Linked DNA regions of Mus musculus: region 1 is linked to region 2. The links are chromatin loops, found by intact Hi-C in ENCODE. Cell type or tissue: left cerebral cortex. All regions are shown on one strand. Links, peaks and the distances in the headings refer to the core of each region. The heading gives the core; the rest is flanking DNA. Region 1 has its middle 37 kb from the start of Gm23440. Region 2 holds the start of Rapgef2 (Rap guanine nucleotide exchange factor (GEF) 2).

Region 1 (12,379 bases), core at 2,590-10,589, 130 kb before region 2:
TATAATAATAACTCGTTGACATTATACTTTCTGAAGCTAAAGAAATGGCTCAGTGGTTAAGAACACTTGCCGCGTCATTAATAGTCTCCCAGCCAAAAAAAAAGCCCACGACCAGATGGGTTTAGTGCAGAGTTCTACCAGACTTTCAAAGAAGATCTAATTCCACTTCTACATAAACTATTCCACAAAATAGAAGTAGAAGGTACTCTACCCAACTCATTCTATGAAGCCACAATTACTCTGATACCTAAACCACAGAAAGATCCAACAAAGATAGAGAACTTCAGACCAATTTCCCTTATGAATATAGATGCAAAAATCCTCAATAAAATTCTCGCTAACCGAATCCAAGAACACATTAAAGCAATCATCCATTCTGACCAAGTAGGTTTTATTCCAGGGATGCAGGGATGGTTTAATATACGGAAATGCATCAACATAATCCATTATATAAACAAACTCAAAGACAAAAACCACATGATCATCTCGTTAGACGCGGAAAAAGCATGCGACAAGATCCAACACCCATTCATGATAAAAGTCTTGGAAAGATCAGGAATTCAAGGCCCATACCTAACCATGATAAAAGCAATCTACAGCAAACCAGTAGCCAACATCAAAGTAAATGGTGAGAAGCTTGAAGCAATCCCACTAAAATCAGGGACTAGACAAGGCTGTCCACTCTCTCCATACCTATTCAACTTGAAGTCCTAGCCAGAGCAATTCGACAACAAAAGGAGATCAAGGGGATACAAATTGGAAAAGAGGAAGTCAAAATATCACTTTTTGCAGATGATATGATAGTATATATCAGTGAGCCTAAAAATTCCACCAGAGAACTCCTAAAACTGATAAACAGCTTCTGTGAAGTAGCTGGATATAAAATTAACTCAAACAAGTCAATGGCCTTTCTCTACACAAAGAATAAACAGGCTGAGAAAGAAATTAGGGAAACAACACCCTTCTCAATAGTCACAAATAATATAAAATATCTTGATGTGACTCTAACTAAGGAAGTGAAAGATCTGTATGATAAAAACTTCAAGTCTCTGAAGAAAGAAATTAAAGAAGATCTCAGAAGATGGAAAGATCTCCCATGCTCATGGTTGGCAGGATCAACATTGTAAAAATGGCTATCTTGCCAAAAGCAATCTACAGATTCAATGCAATCCCCATCAAAATTCCAACTCAATTCTTCAACGAATTAGAAAGAGCAATCTGCAAATTTATCTGGAATAACAAAAAACCTAGGATAGCAAAAACTCTTCTTAAGGATAAAAGAACCTCTGGTGGAATCACCATGCCTGACCTAAAGCTTTACTACAGAGCAATTGTGATAAAAACTGCATGGTACTGGTATAGTGACAGACAAGTAGAACAATGGAATAGAATTGAAAAACCAGAAATGAACCCACACACCTATGGCCACTTGATCTTCGACAAGGGAGCTAAAACCATCCAGTGGAAGAAAGACAGCATTTTCAACAAATGGTGCTGGCACAACTGGTGGTTATCATGTAGAAGAATGCAAATCGATCCATTCCTATCTCCTTGTAATAAGGTCAAATCTAAGTGGATCAAGGAACTTCGCATAAAACCAGAGACACTGAAACTTATAGAGGAGAAAGTGGGGGAAAGCCTTGAAGATATGGGCATAGGGGTAAAATTCCTGAATAGAACAGCAGTGGCTTGTGCTGTAAGATCGAGAATCGACAAATGGGACCTCATGAAACTGCAAAGCTTCTGCAAGGCAAAAGATACTGTCAATAAGACAAAAAGGCTACCAACAGATTGGGAAAGGATCTTTACCTATCCCAAATGAGATAGGGGACTAATATCCAATATATATAAAGAACTGAAGAGGGTGGACTCCAGAAAATCAAATAATCCCATTAAAAAATGGGGCTCAGAATTGAACAAAGAATTCTCACCCGAGGAATACTGAATGGCAGAGAAGCACCTGAAAAAATGTTCAACATCCTTAATTATCAGGGAAATGCAAATCAAAACAACCCTGAGATTCCACCTCACACCAGTCAGAATGGCTAAGATCAAAAATTCAGGTGACAGCAGATGCTGGCGTGGATGTGGAGAAGGAGGAACACTCCTCCACTGTTGGTGGGATTGCAAGCTTGTACAACCACTCTGGAAATCAGTCTGGTGGTTCCTTAGAAAATTGGACATAGTACTAACGGAGGATCCAGCAATACCTCTTCTGGGCATATATCCAGAAGATGTCCCAACCGGTATGAAGGACACATGCTCCACTATGTTCATAGCAGCCTTATTTATAATAGCCAGAAGCTGGAAAGAACCCAGATGCCCCTCAACAGAGGAATGGATACAGAAAATGTGGTACATTTACACAATGGAGTACTACTCAGCTATTAAAAAGAATGAATTTATGAAATTCCTAGGCAAATGGATGGACCTGGAGGGCATCATCCTGAGTGAGGTAACATATTCACAAAGGAACTCACACAATATGTACTCACTGATAAGTGGATATTAGCCCCAAACCTAGGATACCCAAGATATAAGATACAATTTGCTAAACACATGAAACTCAAGAAGAATGAAGACTGAAGTGTGGACACTATGCCCCTTCTTAGAATTGGGAACAAAACACCCTTGGAAGGAGTTACAGAGACAAAGTTTGGAGCTGCGACAAAAGGATGGACCATGTAGAGACTGCCAAATCCAGGGATCCACCCCATAATCAGCTTCCAAACGCTGACACCATTGCATACACTAGCAAGATTTTATCGAAAGGACCCAGATAAAGCTGTCTCTTGTGAGACTATGCCGGGGCCTAGCAAACACAGAAGTGGATGCTCACAGTCAGCTATTGGATGGATCACAGGGCCCCCAATGGAGGAGCTAGAGAAAGTACCCAAGGAGCTAAAGGGATCTGCAACCATATAGGTGGAACAACATTATGAACTAACCAGTACCCCAGAGCTCTTGACTCTAGCTGCATATGTATCAAAAGATGGCCTAGTCAGCCATCACTGGAAAGAGAGGCCCATTGGACTTGCAAACTTTATATGCCCCAGTACAGGGGAACGCCAGGGCCAAAAAAAATGGGAATGAGTGGGTAGGGAAGTGGGGGGGAGGGTATGGGGGACTTTTGGTATAGCATTGGAAATGTAATTGAGGAAAATATGTAATAAAAAATATTAATTAAAAAAAAAAAGAAAATGTGGTACATTTACACAATGGAGTACTACTCAGCTATTAAAAAGAATAAATTTATGAAATTCCTAGGCAAATGGATGGACCTGGAGGGCATCATCCTGAGCGAGGTAACCCAATCACAAAGGAACGCACACAATATGTACTCACTGATAAGTGGATATTAGCCCCAAACCTAGGATTCCCAAGATATAAGGTACAATTTGCTAAACACATGAAACTCTAGAAGAATGAAGACCAAAGTGTGGACACTGTGCCCCTTCTTAGAATTGGGAACAAAACACCTATGGAAGGAGTTACAGAGACAAAGTTTGGAGCTGCGACAAAAGGATGGACCATCTAAAGACTGCCTTATCTAGGGATCCACCCCATAATCAGCTTCCAAACGCTGACACCACTGCATACACTAGCAAGATTTTGCTGTAAGGACCCAGATATAGCTGTCTCTTGTGAGACTAGGCAGGGGCCTAGCAAACACATAAGTGGATGCTCACAGTCAGCTATTGGATGGATCACAGGGCCCCCAATGGAGGAGCTAGAGAAAGTAGCCAAGGAGCTAAAGAGATCTGCAACCCTGTAGGTGCAACAACATTATGAACTAACCAGTACCCCGGAGCTCTTGACTCTAGCTGCATATGTATCAAAAGATGGCCTAGTCAGCCATCACTGGAAAGAGAGGCCCATTGGACACACAAACTTTATATGCCCCAGTACAGGGGAATGCCAGGGCCAAAAAAAATGAGAATGGGTGGGTAGGGAAGGGGGGAGGGAGGGTATGGGGGACTTTTGGGATAGCATTGGAAATGTAATTGAGGAAAATATGTAATAAAATAAATAAATAAAAGAACACTTGCCGCTCTTGCAGAGGACCCAGATTTGGAAGACAGCACACACATAATGGCTCACAACCAACCATAACTCCAGTTCCAGAGGATCCAACTCTTCCCACCTCTGAGGGCACCAGGAAGGAAAAACATAAGCTACATACGAATAAATGCAGGCAAAACACTCGAACACACAAAATAAAATCAATCTATATAAGAAAAAGATTTTAAACAAAAATTAGACTTTGTTTTTTAAACAAAGACCATACATTTCTAAGAAGTGGATCTGGGGTCTGTATTTCACCCAATACAGTGGCAATGAAGGGATTTAAAGTCTTTTTTTTTTTTTTCTATTATGAGAATAGTAAGTCTGTCTATTTGCCATCTGGTCCAAGGGGGATACTATGAGTGTCTGTGTATTTAATAAATCAATAATGCCTTAACCTAGCACTGGTACATTCAGAGATCTTGCCATCCCTTCAAGCTAACCCAGATATCTCACCCCAACCCATTTAATTTTTAAAATCACAGTTTCACAGTGTAACTCCAGTTGACCTGGCTTTTACTTCATAGTCCCTAGGCTGGCCTCTCAAAGTCTTGACAGGCCCTGTGCCTCTGCTTCCAAGGGCTGGGGTTAGAGGTATCCCACCAGCTCTAAGCCCACATCTTAGCTTTTCAATAGAGCAGGAGAAAGACCACGTTCATCCCTTCGAGGTTTAGAAAGATGACATATCTGTGTACACAGTGCTCAGCACTCATCTGCTGTGCTCACAGGGACCAGATGGCTGCCTACTCTCTAGCACTCCCATCCTGAGGAGGACAGCATGTGAAGCTGGCGACATTTGATGAGTTCTTCAGAACTCCCCAAAGTTAAGGCCCTTCGTTCACTTTCCTTCTTTAAAAGAAAAGAAAGAAAGAAAGAAAAAACCACACACACTCTATATATGGCTCCTAAGATGAACAATTATATAATTGGGGAACCTTAGAGGCAAAGAACACTCACCACATTTTCCAGGGGTGTCTTAAGATATTTCCAGAGAGCTATCCGTACCAACAAATGGCATTTTAGGCCTCCTACACACACCAGAGACACGAAGCCTCATTCCCTTCAGGATTAGAGCCTACATTTTCTCATCTTGAGAAAAATATTCCACATCCAAGAGCAAAGTGAGGTGAGCAGAAAGAAGCCAGGGCCTCCGTGCTGCCCTCATTGGTACCCTTGGCAGCAGGCTAGTTCCTCTCTTGAAGTATGAAATTATTTTTTTTAAGGTGAGCCAAACTCTCACTGCTCAAGTCAGAACCCCCAGGTTCTTACAGACCATTGCATCATCTTCAGATCGATGTCAAGTCTAAAGGCAACACATGACTTTAATAACTCAGCCATAAAAAGATCTGCAGTCCACAACCTGCTGAGCCTGCTCCACCTCTGTGGAGTATCTGGGGGAAGGTCATGCGGGTATCCTCAGTGTCTCCCTGTCATCCCTCCCCAACAGTTTGAAGTTTTGATCTTCTGTCAATGTGAAAGCTTACCTGGATGATAAGTAAAAATTTTAAATAGTCTCTCTCTTTTGTTTCGCTTTAAAAAGACTATTTGTAGAGTAAGTCATAAAGGACTCCCACGCGGTGACTGGGGAGCCACACACTTCTGTCCAATATGTAGCTAAGTTTCTACTAGGAAGTCCGTGTGTGTGTGTGTGTGTGTGTGTGTGTGTGTGTGTGTGTGTGTGTGTGTGTGTGTGTGTGTGGTGTTTCATTTTGTCCTTTCCATTTTACCTAGAAAATCCAGGTCTCATAGCAAATAGATATTCCCCTTCACCCCACCGTTAACTGCAAATTTTACACGGCACTGTGGAGTTGAACCGCAGTGAAAACAGATGGAAGATAAGAGTCCCTCAAACTACTCAGTATCTCCTTAGTTAATTCCACGTTCAGACTGCACATCCATCACCTACATGTCCTCAAGAGAAAGTGTGTGTGGTTTCATCCCTTTGTCACGCAGAAACCATTTTCAGCTCCTGCTCCGTCCCAGACACATACCACCAACAGGGGGCGTCTCTCGAGCATCTTTTCCCACAAGTGCAGGCAGGCAAGCATTTTATACCCTTGTACAGTAAAAGTAGTAGTATTATTATTTATCTTGTAGCTATTTCATCCGGATTGAAGTATCCCCCTTGTGGATGGGAGGAGCGAATGCGAGAGGAAGACTCACAAAGGCCCCAAGGAAGTTTCAAGAACTCATGAAGTTGTGAGTCCTCTCTCTGCGGGTGTATGAGCAATAAGCAATGGCTGAGCAAGAGGGAACTCTTCGGTAGAACTGCCTTCGAGCTGCTCAGGGAGCGCTAGGGATGCTGCCTTCCTGAGCTGTCATTCACACTGCGGTAGGCTTTTTGGTGATGTAGCTGCCTTTGTGCCACCCATGCTTCGGTAAGTAACACCCGTAAACTCATTGATTCACGATGACAGACTTAGTTGGATCATCTCTTTAGCCTGTCCTCAGGGCCTACCTGTGGAATATTTGCTTTTTCATGTCTCCCCAAGGAAACTCATATTATGTAATTGGCACATGAACAGGAACTGAAAGCCAAAGATGAGTCGGTGAAGAGCAGTTACATTGATCTTGCAAAGGCTGATAAGATACACTGCTGAGCTGATGTAACCGTGGGAAGCATTCAAGTGGAAGGGGGACAATTGCCATATGGCCACCTTTCCCAGTGCATTATGGGGTGCTATGTCTCCTGGCTGTAATCGGGGTTGTATACCCCCCAGCCCCTGCTGTGGGCGATAAGACATAAAAACAAGGCTGAGATGTCTATGAGTGAAGCATTCTTGCAGGAATCTCAGCATGACCATCTTCCTCTGCATAATACTCTTCCTTAATGACTGGAGTCCACAGGAACACACTCAAAGCACGGGTAGACTGGGAATACATACCAGTTCCTACTGAAAGCAGAATAGAGAGAAGAAAAGCAGATCACAAGCAGGCAGATAGCAGTGGTTCTTGGTCTTTGAGGCTTATCTGTCTGCAGTAAGAACTTGTGTGTGTAAGGAAGGTTGAGTTACAATGAGGAGACATGTATATGCAATCCTCCACATGAGCCTCTGGTTTGGTCGGTTTGTTTGTTTGCAGGAAAAATGGAAGAAAAAAAAAGACACAGTGTCTCTGTGTTAGCATTTTTTTATGGCTGGGAGAATGCAAAGAAAAATAGTACAAATTAGGTCTGTGCTAATTGGCCCTTCTTGGGATCCAAAAAACTGAAACCTGTAAAGGTTATACTTGTCAACTTGATAGGATGTAGAATCTCCTTGGAAACTAGCCTGTTTCTAAGGGATGTTTTTGTTTGGTGGATTTGTTGTTGTTGTTGTTGTCATTGTCGTTGTTGTTGTTGTTGTTGTTGGGGGTTTTTGTTTTTGTTTTTCCAGATTGGGTTAATTAAGATGGGCAGACGTACTGTATATCATTGTATGGGATGAGACTCTAGACTATACAAAAGGGAGTAAGCAAGCTGAGTCCCAGAATTCATCATTCTCTACTTCCTGACTGTGGATTTAATGTGACCAATCCCCTTGCCTTCCTGTTGTACTCTGGCTGTACTGCCTTTCTCCTGTAATTCCTGCTGCACTGCCTTCCTACTGTACTTCCTGCTGCACTGCCTTCCTGCTTTACTTCCTGCTGCAATGCCTTCCTCCTGTACTTCCTGCTTCACTGCCTTTCTCCTGTAATTCCTGCTGCACTGCCTTCCTCCTGTACTTCCTGCTGCACTGCCTTCCTCCTGTACTTCCTGCTTCACTGCCTTTCTCCTGTACTTCCTGCTTCAATGCCTTCCTCCTGTACTTCCTGCTGCACTGCCTTCCTACTATACTTCCTGCTGCACTGCCTTCCTGCTTTACTTCCTGCTGCACTGACTACTGTACTTCCTGCTGCACTGTCTTCCTACTGTACTTCCTGCTGCACTGCCTTCCTGCTTTACTTCCTGCTGCATTGACTACTGTATTTCCTGCTGTATTGCCTTCCTCCTGTACTTCCTGCTGCTCTACCTTCCTACTGTACTTCCTGCTGTACCGCCTTCCGGCTGTACCATCCTACTGCTGTACCACCTTTCTGTCATGATCGACTCCAATGTTCCAAATAGCCTAAGTGAAATAGTACCTTCTCCCTTACATTTCTTTTGTCAGGTATTTTTATCACAATGATTAGGAAAGCATTGAATATAGAACCCAAGCAAATTTAATGGAAGGGAAAAAGAGACCCACAGATTTACAGTGCAGATAGAGACCTGAATAACAGCCCAGCACAGTGGGGAATGGTGGAGAAAAATGCACTCCTAGAAGCCAGAATGTTACTGAATTAAAAATCCTAATGTCAGGTGTGGGTTACCACTTGACATATTTTTGGAGAAGCAGTCAACTTCTATGTCCATTGCTGTGGTTGCATGCCAGAACTAGATGGTAAATCATTATTGCTGAGAATATCACAATTCCTGGCTTCTGGACATGGAGAAATCAGGATAAAAATGAACTTCTCCCTGCTGGTTGTCTTTTGTTATGCCAGAGGTTTATGCAGGATGCTAAAGGATAATCATTGCCAACTCTTCTGCTAGGTTATAAACTCTTTGCCACACATTACCAACACACTAAACAAAATACAGTAACTGACAAAAGAGTGGACAGCTATTATGGGTGCAAAAACTGCTTTCTGATTCAGGCCTACTCCACAGGCAGAAACTCATGTTTGCTACTATAAGCAAGAGCCTGTAGTTGGGGAGGTCACAGGGTTCAGTGGAGATGTCACTGCTATTGTCTGGTTCAATGAATATGATGTACTTGGCAAACTGTCTTTTAAAGGGCATTTTTGTTTATGCCCATTGATTTTATGTTGCTATGAGCTTCAATCATTGGGGGAAACCTTTTGGACAGTGGACTATGACTACTGAAGCTCACCGGAAACTTTCAAGTATTACAAGAAACTTAGAGGACTCACGAAGCCCCTCCGCCAGCATATATAAGTTTAAACAATTATTGAAAGAGGAAACTATTCAATGACTCTGCCATCAAGTTATGCAGGAACTCTAGTGATGAAGACATGATTGCTAAGGTGTGCTTTTTGGAGATTCATCTACCTCTGATTCGCCACATTCCTGTAAGTAGCTCCTGTGAACTAATTGATTCACCAAGCTAAACTTGCCCTGGAACCAAGGTAGTCTCTTGTCAGTGCCTGATTTGGGGCAAGTAGATGTTTGTGCTCCTCTCTCAAGGACAAGACATGCAGCATCATTCCTATTTCATCTTTAAAGATTTGGAGTTAGATATCAAGTATACGCAACAATAGGCCATTATCATACAGCATTGGAATGATATGTCCTGAACTCAAATGTATGATTAATTACAGTAAGACCTGTGGTTTTTCCACAATACGGAGTGTCAGATCCAAAATTTGAAACAAGAACAAATGAGTATACCATCATCTGCAAAGTACTATGAGGTCTCCCTCAGCAGTCACAACCTAGGTGTGACAATCTTTCACACACTTCCTTGGTGATGGGCATGAAAATGATGAAGAACTCACTCTGCGCCAACTGACTAAACTGTGCTTTAGAATAATTGTCAGGAAGTTTAATATAGTCAGCTTAGTAAATTATAACAGAGTTAAGATCTTGACACAAGAAACAGAGAACTGTATAAGCATGCATTTAGCTTGGTTTTGGTTCTTGTTTATTTGTTTTTTAGATACGTCCCCACTATGTAGCTTTGGGTGGCCTTAAACTTTTGCTATTCCTGTCTGTGTGTGTGAACCACCCCACACAACTTTGAAACAGCTCTTTACAAACCTGATGCAAAGAGTCCATGATGACATTTAACTATTTTATTTATTTTAAGTTAGCTAGCCATAAAAACTACCACTTTAAGTAAAAGTGATTGACTCCTTGGGAGCTTTCAGAACATCATTACCTAGTGCCAAGAGATACCAAGTTGCCAGGATCTCAAAGCTACCCTCAAGGGATCACTATAGCTTTATCCAAGAAAAATGGAAAGACCAGGGCTTCCTCCTTGGCAGTCGTGTACTATTAGAACACAAACATTTAAAATATGTATGTGTATATACATGTATACACATGTCATGAAAATTGCTAAATGCTAAAAAGGAAAGCATTGAGGATAAGATTTAGAGACATAATACCAGAAAAATTTTGTATAGAGTATTTAGGAAGTCTCTCTGAAGAAGGGCCTTCTTTCAAGCAAAGGCAAGGAATATGTGTTTGAAACAGTACTAGAAAGGTTTAGAGGAAGGGTATTCAAGACTGAAGGAAGAACAAGCACAAAGATGCTGGGTAGAAATGCCTAAAAAACCAGAAGGCTAAACAGTGAAATTAATAATAATAATAATAATAATAATAATAATAACTGACCAAGCCAGCTCAGTCAGTCAATGGATTTTTTTCCAGGGAGGGAGGGAGGATTGAAGAGAAACAGACAATTAGACAGGACAATTAAGCACTATAACAGGACCCCAGCCAGTTCTGAAGCTAAAGGTGAGTTTAATTTTTTCTAGTCTGTTTTTATATTATTCTGGGTACATACAAAGAATATGGTCAGTCCTTAAAGCATAAAAAGAAAAAGTAGCCAAGGAACAAACAGGACAAAAATCAAAGTAATCAAACAGGGCAATAAACCAAGTCCCATGGTCACTATGTCTAAGGGTTTATCAGGCTGATCCAGATGCAAAGAGTGCAATACATTCTTCCACTGTACTTGCCTTGAGCCTACTTCACTGTCTCAGTCCAATATCAAATCCATGCCAAATTCCTAGAAGCAGCCCCAAAAGCTTTCTATTAATAATAAAAGTAGTAATAGTAATAACAATAATAGTAATAGTGAAAGAGGAAGGCTAGTGCTGGCTACAAAGTAAGTGAAGTGCAGGTTGGAGAATTGGAAAATGCAGCTAACGTTCTTAGGGACCACTCCAGATCCTGAATAAGAACATGAAAACTTACTATATTTATTATAAGCTTTGGACACTACAGCTGGGCAGATTCTCAGCTATTCTAACCCAACAATACTGGTCTAGCATACATCCTGCTAATGGCCCATTATCTGTCCATGACTGAATTACTTGAGTGCACATGTAAATACTAAGCAGTGCCGTGTACATTGGCTAGCCATAGTTTATTAAACCTGGGAATGGAATTCCTGTTAGCAACCAAGGAGCCATAGAGAATGGGCAGTCAGATGGAGTTTGAGTTCCAAGGTGTCTCCTAAGTTGAGTAAATGAACCTGGGTATTTTGTTGTTGTTATTGTTGGGTTTGGGGTTTTATTTCGTCTTGTTTTGGTTTTGTTTATGTATTTGCCTAGATGTGGTCTTTAAAGCCCTGGAGCTACGTGAGCTTATGTAGGAGAAACTTGTGTAGTGTGGGAAGTCTGCAGCCCATGAGTCCTCTAACATTTAGAGGTGACAAACAGGGGAAGAGTTGTCCCAAAGAGGCTGAGAGAGAGTCACCCCAGAGAGGAAAAGCAAACTGGGGAAACAGAGCCCAGGAAAACCAAGCATTGGTGTCTAAAGTAAAAGCAAGCAGGCAGATCAGACGTTGATAAAAGCTCAAAGGAGAAGCAGACATTAGAAGGAGATGTGTCAATATCTCTGAGGGTGCTGGCAGCAGCTGTGCGCCACTGAGTTTGGATCGAAGCCTTTGGAGAGAGGCTGTGCCTGCGACCTCTGTGAACACTGATGTGCAAGCCTTCAAGGGCATCCTGCAACACTCTGATTCCTGTTGGCCTAGGTTTCAGAACACCCACCCACCGCCCTTAGTCTCGTGTCCTCATGTCAATGAGCCCTTGAGCCCATCTTGGGTCTGTGACGCAGTCTCTCATGTGAGGAGTGCCACACAGCATAGCACAATCTCTCAGTGGTCGCAGAGGGTGTAGACTGAGGGGGTTTATTTTGGTGGTATCCTACAGGGACAAGGATAAGCAGTTCTAATTAGAGCCTCCTTTGGGAACTATGTTAGCTCATTATAGTGAGTGAAAAGGGAAGGGGGAGCAGCTTGTGAGAGGCCTGAGAAGGTTGTTGTGCTGGCTTGAGTCTCCCTGAGAGTGGAAATTGGACTAAGAAGAGGGGTGTGTATACTGTCCACAGCCATAGCTCGGCCTTGCTGTGAGCTGTAAAGAGTAAATAAATATAGAGGAAAACCAGCCTGTTACTTGGAACAAACCAGGATTTCATGCAGAACGGTGATAACGGTGTCAATCCTTAGCGAACCAATCCAAAGAGAGGAGACAAATGCAAAAGAGTGAAGAATCAGAAAACGTGGCTAGGAAAGACAGGAGGATGGGATATCGCTAAGAGGGTGAAGTAAGACAGGAAGGG
Region 2 (12,379 bases), core at 2,938-10,937:
CAATCGTGTTACACTGCCTGCCTTCACTGTGAAAAGAATGGCGCTGTGTTTGACACTTTAATAAACCTCAGTGAAACGTTGGCCTACTGAAAATGATCCATAATAAGGTGCCCACTGTAATCTGTAATTTTAAGACCTCATAAAAAGCAGTTAGAAAATAAAGAGCATTATCCCAAAAATTAGTGCATGTTTCCCACCCCCTACAAATTACATCGACTAAAAATAAGCAATTACTTCTACTCAAAATAAAGCAAAACTTTAGCTTTTACTAAATATCACAATTAGAATTGATATTTTGGGTTACATATGTTTACAAAGAGACATATATCCCTGTTATAAGTAAAATATAAACATGCATATGGACATATATAGTAGGGGTATGCTTCATTCTACCATCAAATCAAGTCAATAAAAACAATAATGTATCTATGAAGCTTTCTCTACAATATCATCTTAATAATAAAAATTTCACCCCCTCACTTTTTCAATCAATAAAATATAAGACTGACATATGCCACACATGTTTTTTCAGTTTTTCTGATAAACAGGAGAATCTGGTACATTGATATAAAGTAACGTCCATCTGAAGCACGTAAAAAAAGAAGAGAGGCACCCAATACACACTGTGGGATCAAGTAAGATTCTAAAGATTATCTACCTAATCTACATGTCCATATTCATTCATTCATATTCATTCTCTCTCTCTCTCTCTTTCTCTCTCTCTCCTTCTCTCACACACACGCACAAGCACACACACACATGCACACACAAACAACATAATATGGCATGACTATGTGTAAGGCCTACAGTTTGAGGATCCTTTTAATACACAGAAATGGCAGAGTGTGAAACAACCCAGCACTATGTGGCACAGATGTTTCACGCGAACAAGAAAGCCTCTTGGCAAAGGCTGTGAGCTCACAGGGATGCCCTACCTGGTGGAGAAAGCCACTTTTGGGAGTGCTCTGTTAGATCACACACTTATGTGCATTAGAGTGGCAAATGTGAATTTATACTAACCTCAATTTGCATTAACTTCATATTCTGAAGACCAGGCAATATTCTTTTTAACCTATTCTATACAACACTCAAGCTTGGTAATTAATTAAGCGTTGGTATTGTAGTACTGTAAATATAAATAACCACAAGCATGTGCCATGTTTCCAAAAATAAAGACCATTTCTTAATGAAGAAATAAGCCAGCCATTGTGTCTCTGCTACCAACACACAGGAGGCAGAGACAGGAGGATCTCTTTGAGTTCAAGGCCAGTCTGACATACAAAGTGAGTTCCAGGGAAGCCAGGGCTATATCAAGAGATCTGGCCTCAAAAAAAAAAACAAAAAAAAAACAAAAAAAAAAACAAACACTACACAAACATAAAGATAAGACAGAGCAAATATCTTAGAACTAGGAGCCTAATAGAACCCTGAATACATTTACAAAAGCTCACTTAAGTCACACATATATAAAATTGTGTGTATACACACATACTTATTACATGGTTATGTTTATATCACATATAACTTATTTTAATTTTAAAATCCTTTTTAAGTTCATAATCAAAGCAAAATCCTGAAGTCTGCAGATAATGACTACTACTGGTATGAACAGGAAAGCTGTAAAAACCACACAGATTGTCAAAGACACAACAGCAGGAAGTTGTTCATTTCTCTTGAGCCAAGTTGGGGATCAAACATGGCATCATCCATGCTAAACACATGCTATACCACTGAACTATGCCCACAAGAAGAGTTCTTAACAGTTTATCTGAACAAGATATTTGAGACTGTAATCTAAAACAACATGGAAGACTGTATTTAAAAAATAAGTATACCAAAATAAATAAATAAATAAATAAATAAATAAATAAATAAATAAATCACTAAGTCTGAACTTCAAGATGATTTCACTTGATGCAAATTATTTGTCAGTAATTCAAAGACCTAAGATAAGACACCGAAATTATTATCAGTGGTCCTGTAATAGTTAAACAGTTAAATCATGGGGAAAAAACCTACTTGAGCTTCTAGTAATATAATTCAAGTCATCTCTTTTTACTAATCAATTGATTTTATTCTCAGGTATCTTCAAATGGATTATTACTGAACAATCTTTAGCTACGAAGCACACTGCTTCCTTTGGCTAATAATGAAGCTTTCACTGATGTGTGCACCACAATAAAAAAAAGACCTTTTTCAGAACTGCACACATGTAAGCAGCACATGCAATGCCTTGGCAAGTTTCTAAATATATTTCTTCCCTTCTAACAGGGCTAAAAAGATCTAATTTGTTGCCAGGGTTTCTTGGCTCAAATCCAAGGCAAGATGACCTTGTCCTTGAACAATACAATAGGATCTCGATTCCTCTGGGCCTCTCTCTCTGAGCAAGCACGGAGAAAAATCTTCCCAAGAGATAAGTCTTTTTCATCTCAAGAAATAGATCTGTCATAATAGACAAAATAGGGATCAGATAAGAGGAGGAGGAATTTTAACCTCTGAGAATGAGTGCTAACTTACTGTCTATAGTTAGTGCTAGAGCTGTGTTTCACTGTTAAGGACAATGTATCAAACAAACGATGTTAAAGAGACACACTAAGCGATGCAAACAGACAGGGTCAAACTGCCACTGTGAGGAGCTGGTGGCTTTTTTTTTTTTTTTTTTTTTGTTTTTTTTTTTTTGTTTTTTCGAGACAGGGTTTCTCTGTGTAGCTCTGGCTGTCCTGGAACTCACTCTGTAGACCAGGCTGGCCTCGAACTCAGAAATCCACCTGCCTCTGCCTCCCAAGTGCTGGGATTAAAGGCGTGTGCCACCACGCCCGGCTGGCTTTTTTAATCAATTAAGTTTTCTTAAACATGGTCTAGTTAACATACATTATACTCATGCTAGGCCTTTGGATTATATTCTTCCAGCTCTCAGCTACAAACACATGGACCCAGCACCCCTCTCTCAACATAGGCCATGCCAACAGTGGTGAGTCTGCTGTCCTTGGACCCTTCTGTATCCTCACTCTGTGCAGTCCCTTGCTTTGAGTCCTACATGTTATTCTGCCAGCCTTGAAAAGCCCTCCTTACTCTGTATTCTTAACAGCTGACAAACAGTTTTAAATTCCAGCCATACTCATAACACATGGTATACAAGGGGGAAGAACTCGTTCAAGGTGGGATTTCCCATGTCTCCACAAAGGCCAAGCCCATTTCCAAGCACCAATTACAAGAACTATCAAGATTAAACATTACCTATTGTGTGCTCCTGAATTCTTACTGCTGAGACAGAGTGGCAACAAAATTGGAGATGGAACAAGTCAGGCCAAGCGAAGTACAGTGAGTGCAAGCTGAGAAACTAGAAAGGAAAAGGAGCCAACTGTGTAAAATCAGACCAGCTTGTCTGAAATTTAAAAAGCAGAGAGGAAAATCATCCATACTGGGGCCGGGGGAACCTTTTTAAAGGGTTTTAGGAATTTAGACAATACAAGCTAAGTGATCGTTTATCTTTTTGGCCAAGGGACATAAAAATGTCAATGTAATCCAAACACTTGGGAGGCTAAGGACAGAGGATGTCCACATCACCGCCAACAAAGGAAGAAGAAGAGGAAGAGGAAGAGGAAGAGGAAGAAGAAGAAGAAGAGAAGTCTAACTAAGAGATGCAGTTCAGGTGGTAAAGTGCTGGCTTTGCATGCATAAAGTCCCAGGGTCCCTCTCCAGGAGGTACATGCCTACAAGTCCAGCACACAGGAGGATCAGAAGTTCAAAGTTATCTTCTGCCTGCCTGAGATATAGGAGACTCTGATTCAAAGTAAGAGGGGAAAGGGAAAGAAGAAGGGAAGAGAAAGGAAGCGGGGGCAGGCGGGGGGGGGGGGGGCTGGGGAAGTGCTTAAATTTATCTAAGTCACAGCTAGCATAGATGGAGGGGGGTTGGCCAAGTGGTAAAGCTGAGTCTGTGGCAAATGCAGGACTCGATCCACCACTAACAAGAGGTAGGGACAGCAAAGGCTTTATGCTTTCACTGGAGCCAAGTGACTGTGGTAAGCAATCAGAAGTGATGGAGTGGCTAAGGACACTAAGATATGAAGTTTATGTCTAAAGAGTTAGGCAGCAAGCTAGGAGATGTGGCTCCCACCTCCTGCCTCGCTACTCAGGAACCTGAGACAGAAGGATCACTTAGTGTTAGTTGAGCCACACAGGAAAGTCCATGACACCTCTAAAACAAAAAGAAATATTTAACTCTCTGTTTTCCACCTATGGCTCAAACCAATGGTGGATCAATAGTATGAAAGAAAGAGCTGAGGGCTGGGGCTAGGGACAAGGACACAGAAGGTGAGGAGGAAGAAACTGGGCTGAAGGACATCCTTTCCAGGCCATCCCGCTCCAGCTTCCAGATAATTCATTTAAAAATATGGACGAGGCAAGCTTGAGTGTGCCAAGTTACATACATGCAGTTGTAACAAGTACATCTCAGCATGGTATCACTGCTGTTACAGTAACGGTGATCGTAATGTCATGCATGCCAAGAATAAAAGGCCAGTGCTTTTTTAACTTTTGTGGTTCATTCATTAACACTGCTTGCAAGTTTAATGCAAGATACCCCAGCCTGGGCCACAACAATGGTCAGTGCACATTACCAAGTACTGTGTGCCCTCTCCTTCTATCTTCAGTTTCCTCACTTCTAAAGACAAGCCTGCCTTTTCCTTTAGAGCTTTGCTGTAGGAATTCAGTAAGATACTGTAAAAGGTGGTACATGATCGGCAACAAATGCTCAGTACTGACAGCTGCCTCAGCCATTCCTTTCACACAGAGCAGGCATTCCCTTCTGTACCCCACCTTGTCCTAGCGTTTAATCCCAACTTGGAGTATGATTTAAAGGAAGGGCAAAACACAGCACAAATCAATATCTTCTATACACTTTTTTAAAAAACGAAAACAAGTTATCAGTTTGATGGTAGCGATGGTTCATTATGTTAAAGAGGCCAATCTGAAGGATTTACAAAGTTTCAGAGTTGTCTCAAATTATAGAATTTTTTTAAGCTGATGTATTGAATAAAGCAGACATTTTATTCGGTTGGTTTTGAGACAGGGCTCACTATATAGTGCACTTGAACTTGCCAGCCTCCTGGCTCAGCCTTCCAACTCTAGCCCACCCAAACACTTTCCCAATTTCCAGAAGCTGTGAAAGTTTCCCCAAACAACACAGTGTTGCAATTTTTACAACTAGTATCCACCATGGTTGGTTGGTTGATTGGTTGGTTTTGGAAATGCAGTTTTATAACACATCTCTGAAATGGGAACTATTTTCAAGATCTCACAAGGAATCTGTATTTATAAAATGGCAACATTCCTCCAACAGCCAACTAAAAAGCACTACATGAAAGCAAAGCAGCCCTGGGCCGATGGATTTCTGTAACTATCTTCTTGTTATCAATGGGCCCCACAGAGACGGGCTAGGGATGAGGAAATACACAAAATTCAAGTGGTTTAAAAGCTCAAAAGGTTAAATAAGATTTCGCTAAGCCCAAAAGCCAATTCACTGAGAATGTTAAGAATGTTCACTATACATCGACTTTGGGCCAAGCAACGGAGATGTCCACCGAGTGAGGCAGGAAATAAAGAATAAAACCTGTATGATGTGGAAGACCCTTACAAAGCACGGTAACTGAGTCCCTCAAACAAGGTTTTCACTGTCTCGGTACCATCCTTCCTTCTACAGTCCCGTGGGGGGTGGGGCCAGACTGTACAGAGAAGCAAAACCTAAAATATTTTTGAATTTGGTAGAAGTGACTCAACTGAAGTCAGCTGTGACATTTTTATGATACAGCATTATAGGAGGGAAAAAAAAAAGGCTTATCCACTGCAGTTATCACCATGGGCTGACCCACCACTGCCTGAGGACCTGAGCTGTTTTCCCCCTTCCGACGGCCAAGTGACACATGTCAGTCAGAATGAACTGGACGACGGCCAGCAGCCAGACCGCAGAATCCCAAGCTGCCCATGCCCTGCACTCTGAGCTCTGGGTGCAAATCCTAACACTTCATTTGTCTGGTGAGAATGTGAAGTAGTTATTAGGAAACAAACTCAAGTCTGGCACAAAGCACTGCCTCCTGGTCGATGGGCAGCGCTTAGTGCTCTCCATTCCAACAGCTCTAGCATCTCACAAAATCCACGTGTCGCTTCCCTGACCCATCAATGGTTTTAATAATTCTCATTGTTAAACGTGTATTAGGAATTTAAATGCTACCCCTTCCCACTTGGGGAACGGTTACATGAGAAAGGTGCACGGTGAGCCTCTGAGCCTCTGAGCTAAATCTCTGCAGCCGCCTCGCTCGAGTGCAGATTAAGAGGCACTCTACTCTTTCCTTGGAAGCTCTAACTAACTCCATGGAGCTGGGCGCCAAAGACCTGCACTAAAATCAGACTCCAGTGCGAGTTCTGCTTGACAACCTTTCTTTTGGAAAATGAGGCATATGGTGGCTCTTTTCTAGATTAGGTCTGAAGAGATTTCATCAAGGAAACACACCTAGAACCCGACCAGGATAGGGCTGGACAAGGCACGGAACTGGAATTTGCCAGGGAGGCTCATTCACCTCCTCAGGGTCACTGCATCTAAGGAACTTCCCTGCACCCAACGGAAGAGCTCATCACTTACTGATGACAAAACCGAAACCAAATACTCTAATCCATGGCATCCTACTTACTCATTTCCAAGGCTTTAGTGGTTTATAAGTATTTTTAAAGTTCAACACTACTGCATCAATTCTTACAATAAATTAAAACTAACTCCTATATCATAATGTACAGGTCTAGGATATGTAAGGAGACAGTTCTAAAATGCTTATACACCCACCTAAATCTGAGCACATTATAAGGAGAATAACATATATGTGTGTATGTACATACACATACATATACATATATGTGTTCACATACATACATATGCACACATATATATGTCAATATCATGAACTGGCAAAACGGCAAAAAACTTGTAACATGGTGACACAAAAGTCGCACTACAGGAGTGCACATATTCCCGGAACAGGAGGCTCTGACCTGGAGTTAGACACAGAAATATGTTTCTCACAAATAGCAGTTGTTGCCTGTGGGATTTCAGCAAGACAATCGCACAGCTGACTCATGGGACCAATTACAAAGGAGCAGTAATCTTTCCTGTGGCACTAAAACAATACAGTGTGCTTTCACCACCAATTAACAAATGTTAAGGAGTCAGAAGTGTACCACCGATGGTTTCATTGCCAAATCAATAGCCAGAGCCCCCACCCTCCCACCCACCTCCACGTGCATTCCTTGCCAGATTCCCATGGGCCAGAACCTCTTATAATGATTCACTAAATTCAACCAAAACTGGTTTCTCAAACTGCTTGGGCATTTACTGAAAACTATATTATTTTCTAATGACAAAAAAAAATAATAATTAGCTGTCTAGTATTTCTCAATGTTAGTGGTCCTGTTTAAATGAACTGTTGGTCTTGCTTAAGATTTTCAGAAATCACAGAAAATCGGAAGAATGAGTGAGCTGTAGCTCACCCTCCCTCCCTCCTTCCCTCCCTCCTCTGAGCAGAGGATCTCTCTCTACCCTCTAAAACACTGCTTCCCCTGGAGAAGAGCAACGCTCCATGGAAAAGAACTCCCTGCCTGCTCCCCACATCGCCTGCCCCCCAGCCAGGCAGCCCACGATGCCGGCAGCGCCTGGATACTTACAGACTGCTTCTCCTGCTGGCCCAGAACTCCATGGTTAGCAGGCGCGGCCAGTGGTTTCATAATGAAGAAACATATGCTGAACTGAATTTACACATCATGTACCAACCTCTCACGACGGCAAGTCACCCTCTACAGCATGAAATTAAAAGAAAAAGAGGGGAGGAAAAAAAAAAAGAGGGAGGAGGGAAAACCAGGCTGCAGCTTAAAGTGTCACTACTGGTGAGCCTAAAAACCCTTCACACTTGTAGACAGAAAAGGAATCTGAACGACAGGGCTCGGCTCCATTTTTATCACACTGAAACTCTAACCCTCGGAGGCTCTGACAAGGCTGAGGGAACCTCACCCAGCCTTCAGGCTTCTGATAGAACGAGATCATTTCTGAGGCTGAAGAACAAGAGGCAAAAGAAAAGGGGGGAAAAAAAAGCTAAAATGGCTGACTGCACACAGACTCCCCTCCAAAAGGCTTAATACAGAATTATATTAGCCAGGGTGGTGAAAAGCTAGTCTCTAGCATTCAGCCAAGCATTGTTAACACTCTTGTTTCATTTGCAATCACACATACAGACCCCTCCAACCAAGGAAAAAAAAGAGAGGAAGAGAAAAAAAAATCAGGGCAGAGCGTGTGAATCAGGACCTCCTCCCTAGCTGCTAATGATGCTGACAGTGGTGACCAGTGATCTCTGTCCCACTCCACTAACCAAGTTTACACAATTAATCTCAGCAGTATGACACTGATGGACATTTAATTTAATGATGTCTGTCCCTCACACTCAACACAAGCATGCCTGCTAGCCGGAGTCACTGACAGAAACATGGAACATGCACACACACACACACACACACACACACACACACAATCTCAAGAATCATGAGTCTGAATGCAATACACCAATATAATTACATTATTGTGCTTACTTTGGAGGACCATGGCTGCAGGCAGTTGGCATAGCAACGCACAAGGAAAGCCATTTCCTGGGTAGAGAAAGCTTCCTTTTCTAAATAAAAAAAAATCCCTCTTAGGAAACAAACGGCATTGCTGCTTCCCGCAGAAAGCAAGACACTGTAGTCTGTCTCTTAACCTGCAAGCCTCACACTCGCTGAGGTTCTAGTGATGTAAGTGGGTTTCTCTCTCTCCCTCCCTCTCCCCATATACGCTGAAATATTCAGCTCAAACGGTACACACGTTCCTTAAGGCTCGCCCCCTCCTCTACTTAACCATTTCACTCATTAAGGTAGCGATGGACAATTCAGATAAAGTAACAAGCTCTTGCCTGTATTATATCAGCGGCTGTAGGTTAAGCAAGTCTCAGAGGGATGGAATCCATTGATTGCTGACTCCAAATAATATCACTGAAGACAGGGTGGGAAAACGGAGCAAGGACTTACTTGAACAGCTTTGAACTAAAATATGAATTTTTTTTTAACCAAGGTGGGGAGAAAGGAATCAATGTGACCTCTGCCCCACCCTCAAGTATTATTGTGCCATAGTAAATAAGACTGTCTTAAAATTTATAAAATGCAGGCTTAGCAAGCTTTGTTAAATTTAGAAGATGAAATCACACACACACACACACACACACACATATACACACACACACACACACACACACACACACGCACGCACGCACAGATGCACATATGGTCGTGTCAATAATATTATAATAAACCACCTGGGTTGTTTTTTTTTTTAAACAAACCAAACTTCTAGAGGTGGAACTGAAATTAATGAAGAAATGTTATTCTCCCACGGTCTTAATTTCACCTACGCACACAGGTTACCTGGGAGGAGGCTGCATTACAGCTGACGAGGAATAAAGACACTTCCATCAGCTCTCACAAGCAGCTACACTTTTGAATGGAAGAGAGGACAGAAAGCAGTTATGGAAAACATGTCATCTCTTACAGTGGCCTTTGGCACTGTCAGGGATTCCTACTGGGTCTCTTGTCTATCTGAAGACCGTATCCATCCTCTTCTCTCTTCCCCTCCGTAACAAAAGGCAATTATTCTTTCCAATCATGATGGGAGATTCTTCTCCCTGCCTCCCACCCACTTCTTACACTTCTTACATTACTCATTACCTAATCGCCACAGATTTGAACATACTGCTCCCAACCAAAGATCTGCCCTGTCAACTTTTAAACGTCCGTGCCTCTCCTACCTCAAAGGCAAAATTAAACTAGATTCCTCCTTAGACACAATTTCCTATGTCTACAGACATTCTCTTCCCACACTTCACAACCAAATCTTGCAAGAATTCCTCATTTTCGACTTTCCCTGTTTTTCCATCCTGTATGTTATGCAGATAAAAAGCCGCTTGGATCTGGTACAGGGTTATACATGTTTGAAGCATGTTCAACACCCGTTCCTCCTGATATCCATTACACTGTTTCTAGTTTTCCTTCATCTAAGTTTCTCTTCATCTCTGCTGCTATCATCCCCTTCCAGGAATTATTATTTGGCCTTTAACCCTGCCCCCCAAAAAAGCCAACAGTCTGGATTCATTGTGTACACTACACATCCAACACACTTGCCATATTCATTTCTAAGCTCTTTGAAATCAAAGCCTCATCATTTCACACCTATCTTCCATCTTCTATGTTCCTCAAACAGACTAAAATGTGCCATTTTACCAAACCAAAGGACAGGGGAAAAAAAAAAAAAACTCTATCATCCTGACTTCCAAGATTTACACACTCTGAGCTGGTGAGGCAGCTCAGTACAATTCTTGCTGCCAAGTCTGACAGCCTGAGTCTGACCCAGACCCACATAAGTCGGAGAGAACAACTCACACACAGTAGGTCCTCACACCTCCATCTGTGAGCTATGGCACAAGCATGGAAATACACAGGTAAGTACTTTATGCAAAGATGTACATGCTCATACCACGCTCACGCTCACCCTAGACCTCTTGAGTTTCTCTTGCTCCCTGGATAGGCATGGAGGCCTTAGTAGATTATCTCCTCTGCCTAAACTCTCCTTTTGCTTCTCACTCCACTTCAATATACGAATCGGCCCAATGTCCTCCCAGGGTTATGACAACCTAGTCCATCTTAATACAGCTGTGACTTTACAGTTTGTCCTGGCACTATTTAAGCAGCTCCACTGCTTCTCCATACACACTCTAAGTCCACGCTGGCTGCTCCCATGTCTGTATGACTGTACTCAAGCCCTGTGCACAGCATGCTCGCCCACAAGTGCGCTGAATGGATGCATCAAAGTTTTATTGAGTGGGAATAGACACTGGCAAGACCGTATTTTATTCTTCAGACAGCATTCTGCCGAAATTTCAAACAGTGTTCTGAAACAGATATAATTCAAAAGCCAATGGCACGAAAAACAAGTAATTCAACCAAAATCAACACATAAATGCACAAATTGAGTGGTATCTACCACATCCAACAGGACATGAAGGCAGAGGCCTTCAAAGGGAGTGCACACTACAGCAGAGTCAATCTAGAAGACAGTGGGCTAAGTGGAATAAGCCAGTTATGAACAAACAAATGCTGTAAGCCACTAAATTCTGGGTTTCTAAGCTAGTCAGGTTTCAGAGACAGCCAGGCTAGGTGTTTGCTAGGATTGTTCATGGGTGTGTGTGTGTGGGGGGGGGTGATTAGTTATTGATTAGTCTGAGTTTGGAAGATGAAAAGGTTCTGAAGGTAATAACAATGAAGTGTATACGTAACGGTAAACTTAATTGTCACATACATTTATCACAATACAGAAGTGACTGACTCAAGGCCTAAACCATCAAACTCCACATCTGTCTCCTAGCCCATGTCCCTTTACATCTATATGCCAACAATCCTTCAAACTTCAGTAGCCTCATATCGGTGGTGTCTTGCCCTATAACAGCAAGGTTTGCCACTTACTGCTGCCTTTCTCTGGAAATAGGTGTCACTTCTCTCAAGAAGGAAACTAACCTAATCGGGAAACCTGAGAGATGAAGTAAGAAAATCACACATCCTCGGGCACGGAAGCTTCTCTGTACTGGCGTGACAGCTTCAGGGTCTGGCTTCATGCCTACAACACTCATACCTCAAGACTCAGTACTGACAACTTGGAAGTTTATCAGCCACACTTTCTTACACGTTGACACAATTATGTCAGGTACGAATTGTGAAATAAAGTGAACCAAAGATTAGAAGAATCCTATAGTACAGGTTTATATGAGCACAGATAAACTATGTGGCCTAGAAGTGAGAAGCCCTGACCTGTGTTCTATTTACCTCATCTCTTAGCCATCTACACTTAGTAACATTCAACAGAGAAAAACAAAACAAAACAAACCCCTTCTGCTGTGTGAGGAAGTGAAAACTTTTAAATTCTAGTTACAATGTTAAAAAAGTAGAATACCTTGTTCAGGAACCTCCCTAATGTAAAGGAACCCCAGCTAAATGGAATTCTGTTGAATTCCTTCATGCCTTTTCCTTCTAACATATTTACTATATCTATTCCTCTGACATTGAGGAAAATAGTATGTTCTTTTTTTTTTTCGGTAAATAATGCAAGTTTACTTAGTTAAATTTGTAAAAGTTAGAAATACACACCAAAATTTAAATAAAAATTAAATTCACAAGATAATTGCTTCTCTATTCACCATCTCTCAAATTACCCATTAAGCTCATTTCATTGATAAGACACATTATGTTTTTTTTTAATTAGGTATTT

Evidence for each region. Peaks named below come from ENCODE experiments on the same cell type or tissue, not always from the same donor. Only the 100,000 strongest peaks of a DNase experiment are listed, where the experiment ranks them.
Region 1: it touches region 2 in a loop (5-fold over the local background); 2 of 42 quality-filtered maps call a loop at or near these places.

Annotation. Positions count from the first base shown.
Region 1 is chr3:79,010,953-79,023,331 of GRCm38, forward strand. No RefSeq gene overlaps it. Among named protein-coding and RNA genes, the nearest start is that of Gm23440, 37 kb to the left of the region's middle. In left cerebral cortex, for the core only: a CTCF peak has its summit at 6,104 (motif pointing right); DNase peaks (open chromatin) are centred at 4,859, 5,045, 5,587 and 6,642; H3K27ac peaks cover 2,852 bases.
Region 2 is chr3:79,137,146-79,149,524 of GRCm38, forward strand. Rapgef2 (Rap guanine nucleotide exchange factor (GEF) 2) reads right to left here and starts at 8,601. Exons shown (of 24, transcript NM_001310536.2): 1 at 7,711-8,601. The coding sequence starts at 7,770. In left cerebral cortex, for the core only: no CTCF peak of the experiment used is centred there; DNase peaks (open chromatin) are centred at 3,287, 5,718, 6,285, 7,099 and 4 more places; H3K4me3 peaks cover 3,921 bases; H3K27ac peaks cover 5,511 bases.